2 separate regions of the Homo sapiens genome follow, and region 2 is linked to region 1. The links are chromatin loops, found by intact Hi-C in ENCODE. Cell type or tissue: K562. All regions are shown on one strand. Each heading gives the region's core, and the rest is flanking DNA. Links, peaks and the distances in the headings are about the cores only.

Region 1 (2,818 bases), core at 260-2,759:
CTAGAAGTATTTGATGTGAATTCTGTTTAGTGGTCTAGGCTGCTTTCATTTTCATGATAGATTTCCAGGTATGTTTGTTTTGAACAGGCAGATTTTACATTTTGAGGTCTATTCTGTTTTTTTAATAGCAATGCTGATTTTAAGACAAATAGTATCACCATTTTATACCTAGTAATAGGCAAAGCTGGGACTTAAAACTAGGTCTTCCAACACCAGATCATTACAGCACATGAACAGTGTATTCATTATGCACTGGCTGTTACATAGTTCAGTGATGGACACTACCAAGAGGTGAAACTCAATCATTAGTCTTCATTGGTAAAAATCTTGGCAGAGTTTTGATAAGTCAAACACTGAAATTATGTGTTCAAGTGAGAACTTTGTGCATCTCATACGTATAGATTAGTATAGTCCTCCATTTGCTGAATAATAGCAGGTAATAACAGACTTACACACTTACACAGTGCTTTCAGACTCCAGTTGGAATGGACTACTGTTCTCTGAATGTGCCTTCTACTTTCATATCTTGCCTATGCTCTTCCCTCCCCACTGTCTCTTTCTAACAGAATACAGCCTGTGTTTTAAGGCCTGTCCCAAATTCTGCTACACTCATAAACTTACCCTGATTTTCACGGTTGAATGTGATCTCTCTGACCCATCTATAAAATTTTGTTTTACCTATTCAGGGGTGCTTACTTATTTTGTTTTGTCTTCTGTCAAAAATATTTCTTTCTTTCTCTTTACCTGAGACACAGTATAGTATAGTAGACAAGAGTATGGACTTGAGCCAGAGTGCCTGGATTTGAATGTCGAATGTGCCATCCATTTCCTCCCTCATAAAATGAGTGTTAAAATAGTGCCTGTGCTTTAGGGTATTTATGAGACTCCAAGAAATTGATAACGTTATAATGCCCTTAGAACAGTCTTGGGACAAAGAAGGTCAGTGCTCAATAAAATTTAGCTTTAATGTTGACTATACTAGATTGTAACATCGGGAGAAGCAAGGAGTATTTATTTCCCATACTTCTCTCTTATGGGAAAATGTATTTGATTTCTGGTTTAGGTTTCCCTAACCATCCGCACCACCCCTGCCCCAAGGGCATCAAGGTGTAAGGGCCATCAAGGCTCAGGAATGTGGAGAAGTAGATGCTTAGGAACACTAGTAGTTCAACACACATTTAGAAAGGATATCACATTTTGGGGGAAGCTTCCTGACCCTAAAAGACAGCAAATCAAATCTGTCATACGTGTACCCGTATTGCTAAGCTTACAGCCACAAACCAGAAGGGGGCAACAGATCTGCTTACTATCTGTGAAGAAGGGAGAAGAAGCCTCAAGAAAATGATTCCCAGTTAGGAAAAAACTGCACCATAACTGATCTCTGATAAGATGTTATTGAATCAATAATCAAAATACAGATTAGACACAAAAAGAGAGGTCTGTTCTGTGGGCTGGGAGCATGTAAGCAATTGAAATAGAAATTGTGGAACTGCTTCCAGAGATTTTAGTTTTGATATCTGGCATGCACAAGAGCAGCTCAGAATGGCTAAAGTTGTTTAATGTTGTCAGCATTCCCCACTTTTATTTTATTGGTTTTTTTAGAAGCTGTGCAAGAGTTTCTATTTGTAGAGCTGATTCTTATATAGAAAACTGGGCTGCTGTGCAGCCTTGCAGGTTAGAATGAAATATACATTTTTTTCATATTTTTAAAATCATTTCTTGTTTATGGAAAAAGTAATTACATATTCTTTTTTTAAAAAAAATACTTATAAAGGAAAAATCACTTGTTTTTAGTGTGTTTCTTGCCAGTCTTTTAAGTATATCTTTCCATTTTATTTGTTTTAAACTATTAAACAGTAAGTGTCACATTTCATCTATAAATTCAGTGCAATTCCAACCAAAATCTCAGCAGAAATTTTTGGGGAACCTGAGAAGATGACCCTGAAATTCAAGTGAAAGAATAAAACCAAGAATAGCTAAGACAGTTTTAAGAAGACTAACATAAAATGATTGGTCCACAAGATAGACAACAAGACTTATTAGAAAGCTACAAAAAATACAAATGAAGATAATGGCTTAGATGTAGACAAATAGACTAGTGGAGCAGAATAGAGAGAACCCAGAAATGTATCTACATATCTGGAAACCTGAGATATTTTTTACATCAAAGGGCGAAGAATGGATTAGTTAATAAATGCTACTTAGACAATCGATAATCTAACAATTATATGGGAAAATTCTTCATTCTTACTTCAAAATATATGAACATACTCACACACATTTTTTTTAGGTAGATTAAAAACCGAAATGGAAAAAGCAAAACTTTTAGAAGGAAATATAGGAGAATATTAATAGTAGTATAACACTGGGGACACTGAAGGATTTGTTTTTTTTTGAACAAGACACAAAAAACATAACAAAAGATTGATAAATTTTTTTGTTTTGTTTTATTACTAAGTGATAATTGTTTTTGGGGTTTTGTTTTTGTTTTATTTTGTTTTGTTTTGTTTTGTTGTCTTCCATGATTCAGAATGGTTTTTGTTGTTGTTGTTATTTAATGCTTGTTGTGTGTTTTTTAAGAGACAGGGTCTCGCTGTGTTGCTCAGGCTGGTCTCAAACTCCTGTCCTCAAGCAATCCTCCCATCTTCGCCTCCTAAATGGCTAGGATTATAGGCGTGAGCCACTGCACCTGCTCTGATAAGGTTTAATGCATTAAAATTTTAAAGTTCTATTCTACAAAAATTTTGTTACCACCAGTAACAAAATTAAAAGACCAGGGAAGATTTGCAATGCATGTAGCTAACAAAGATTAGTATCT
Region 2 (2,818 bases), core at 13-2,512, 46 kb after region 1:
TTCTATGTACTCCCTGCCCCAACACATGCATAGCCTTCCTCATAATCAACATCCTGCCCCAGTGTGGTACATTTATTACAATTGATGAACTTACGTTGACAAACCGTTGTCACCCAAAGGTCCTAGTTTACATTAGGGTTCACTCTTGATGTTGTACGTCCTATGGGTTTGGACAAATGTATAATGACATGTATCCACCATTGTAGTATCATCCCTCATCCCTGCCTATTCATCCCTCATTGGGTTTGCTTGTTTGTTTGTTTGTTTTTTAAAGCTCTCAGTTGATTCTCATTTGCAGCCTGGGTTGAGAATCACTGACCAGTTGATTTCTAAAATCCCTTTCAGCTTTAATGATTTGTCATCCTAAAATATTTTGGTTTTTAGCCTGCCCTAGGGATTAATACTGATTTGGATGACTGCTTTGAGAAATATAGACACTGGCCATGAGCTACAACCTTTAAAACAGTGGTTTTTAGACATTTTTCCATTTCGGCACACCTGAGGCTACTATATATAACACCTGGAAACAGTGAGTCAGCTCAGTGGTGATTCAGTTGGGGGTTAGGACTGTATCAAAATCTCTCAAGGGGATATGGATATAGTTTGGAAAAATTCCTCAGGTGTTTCTACTGGTTCCAAGAGGGAAGAATGGAGCCCTGTGGGGAATGGTGGTTAACATTACTGAAGAATTTGAAACAAATAAAAATGCAGCCACAATCAGGATCATTGGTAGTAAAATGAGTATGCATGAAAATCACAAGAAGCTCACTAAAAATTCAGGGTTTTGTGCCCAATTCCCACAGATTCTGGTTCTATAGGTCTGAGACGTAGGAATCTATATTGTTAAAAACACTCTGAGAAAGTCGACATCCTGCAGGTGCTAAAGGGTCCACATTTTAAGAAATCTGAATTCTCAAGTATTCAGTTGTATGACACAACATTCTAGAAACTTAGTAGCAAATATTTCTTGGCATATTTCTTGGGACCTTAAAAGCCAGGCTAAGAACCAGAAAATGCTGTGTAATGTCTGCTTTCTCATGAGAGTCTGTTTTTGTATTGTTATTCATACTTTATAAGAAGAGTCACTGAACCAGTTAGGGGGGTTGTGTGGGTTTCTTTTTTTCTTTTTTCTTTTATGTTTTTTTTAAGCTATGATGAGGTGTTAGAATTGGAGCCTTAGTTTTTACATTATCAGTTGTCTTATATCAGACTCACAACTTTCTCACCCTGACCAACAGTTCCTGTTACCAAACCTCATGAGTCATGGCTTCTGTTTCACTGTCACAGATGCTGTAAAATGATAGTCAAATATTTTAAAGCTAATGGTGGCAAGTTTTATTCTGAATAATACATAGGCATATATTACAGACTAAATTAGATAATTTTCTCTTTTTTTCCTGTTATGTTCATTTTCATTATAGGTTCAATATGGAATTTTTCCAGATAACTTTACATTCAATTTACTGATGGATTCTTTCATAAAGAAAGAAAATTACAAAGGTAAGAAACTAACCCCAGATTCAGTGTTTATAGGGCTTCCAGCTCCCAAAGGGAGGTGTACAAATGTAGGAACTTCCCCTTTTTTATTTCTTAATAACATCTCTTCATTACTCGTTTAGTCAGAAAAGTTTTGATGATTATCTTTTATGCAAAATTTTTAAAAACATTATTTTTATTTTAAGATAGAAAATATCAAAGTACATAAATGATTATGGAGGAAAAGTAAGTTAATTATACAGGCCAATCTAATTTCACTTCCCAAACTGACTGAAATGCAGAATATAAATAAAGGATAAAGTAAATTTATTTTTCAAGTATAATTTTGGATTCAGTAATGAACAGTTGGCAGAAATGAGATTTTTTTTTTCAACTGAATTTTTAGCCTATGCTCTTTTAAAATATTACTGGCTTGTTTGTTTGTGTAAAAGAAAATCCCTTCCAGGTTCTTATTTTTCTACTGACTTATTAGATGACTACCTGGTCTGCCTATCTCAGTTTCCCCATTTGCAAAAAGAACATAGAAATCCATGCGTGTGGCCTCATTCAGAACCATGACATGTGCAAAACCAGCTGGGTAGGAACAGCTGCAAATCAGTGCTATTTTATAGTTATGAATATATGTAAAAATTGGTTAAAAAAATAATTCAGTAAGTAAAAAACATTTGTTGTGCTTGTGATATGAACAGGCACTATATTTTAAGCCATTGTTAATATTCTCTGCTTTACCACCAAGTAACTACAGAAAGGAAATTGTTTGACTTGATTTTCTTGGCCTCCATCTATGTTGTAGAATATCAAGGGAAAATAAAAATTGCTTAAAGCCTGCTCTCCAGGCTTTAATGACCAGCATTAATGTGCAAACAAATATTTTATGTTACGTGTTATACTCAGGGGCTTATAATTTATGAACGAGCATTTCCCATTCCCTTCCAACAAGTATTTTAAACTGAGCCTTATTGTCCTTTTTATAGTCATTATTTTGCTGTCTTTGAAATAACACCTGAGATTTAGGGTTTCCTTTAGCATTTTGTCCTCTTCTGCCTTAACAGTGAGAAGGTACCAGAGCAGAGAATAGGGCAGTCAGACCAGCCTGTCTGCTCTGCCTGTCAGGGTGACCTTGAGAATATATGTGTCTCCTTTATGCCTTAGCTGTTCTAGCTGGTAGACATGATGCCTTAAATTTGCATCACAGTTTGAGCCATTTTCTGGTTGAACTGTCCAAAATTCTCTTGAAGTAGGTGAAGCAAATAGTATTTTATCATTATGACGATGATACTGGGAGCCAAGAGAAATGAGTGGTTTATTTAATGTCCTTCAG

Evidence for each region. A loop is a pair of places that touch in the nucleus more often than their neighbours do. Peaks named below come from ENCODE experiments on the same cell type or tissue, not always from the same donor. Only the 100,000 strongest peaks of a DNase experiment are listed, where the experiment ranks them.
Region 2: a loop joins it to region 1, with 2.0 times the contacts of the local background. A loop is called at or near these places in 5 of 110 quality-filtered maps.

What each region holds. Positions count from the first base shown.
Region 1 is chr5:72,279,352-72,282,169 of GRCh38, reverse strand. The region is part of intron 4 of MRPS27 (mitochondrial ribosomal protein S27); the gene reads left to right. It overlaps LOC107986422 (a long non-coding RNA gene), which reads left to right. Exons shown (of 2, transcript XR_001742742.2): 2 at 1-1,320. Among named protein-coding and RNA genes, the nearest start is that of MRPS27, 39 kb to the left of the region's middle. In K562, for the core only: a CTCF peak has its summit at 1,282 (motif pointing right); a DNase peak (open chromatin) is centred at 1,269.
Region 2 is chr5:72,232,801-72,235,618 of GRCh38, reverse strand. MRPS27 (mitochondrial ribosomal protein S27) reads left to right here. Exons shown (of 11, transcript NM_015084.3): 6 at 1,422-1,500. Among named protein-coding and RNA genes, the nearest start is that of MIR4803, 65 kb to the right of the region's middle. RefSeq lists an enhancer at 1,063-1,357. In K562, for the core only: no CTCF peak of the experiment used is centred there; a DNase peak (open chromatin) is centred at 1,238.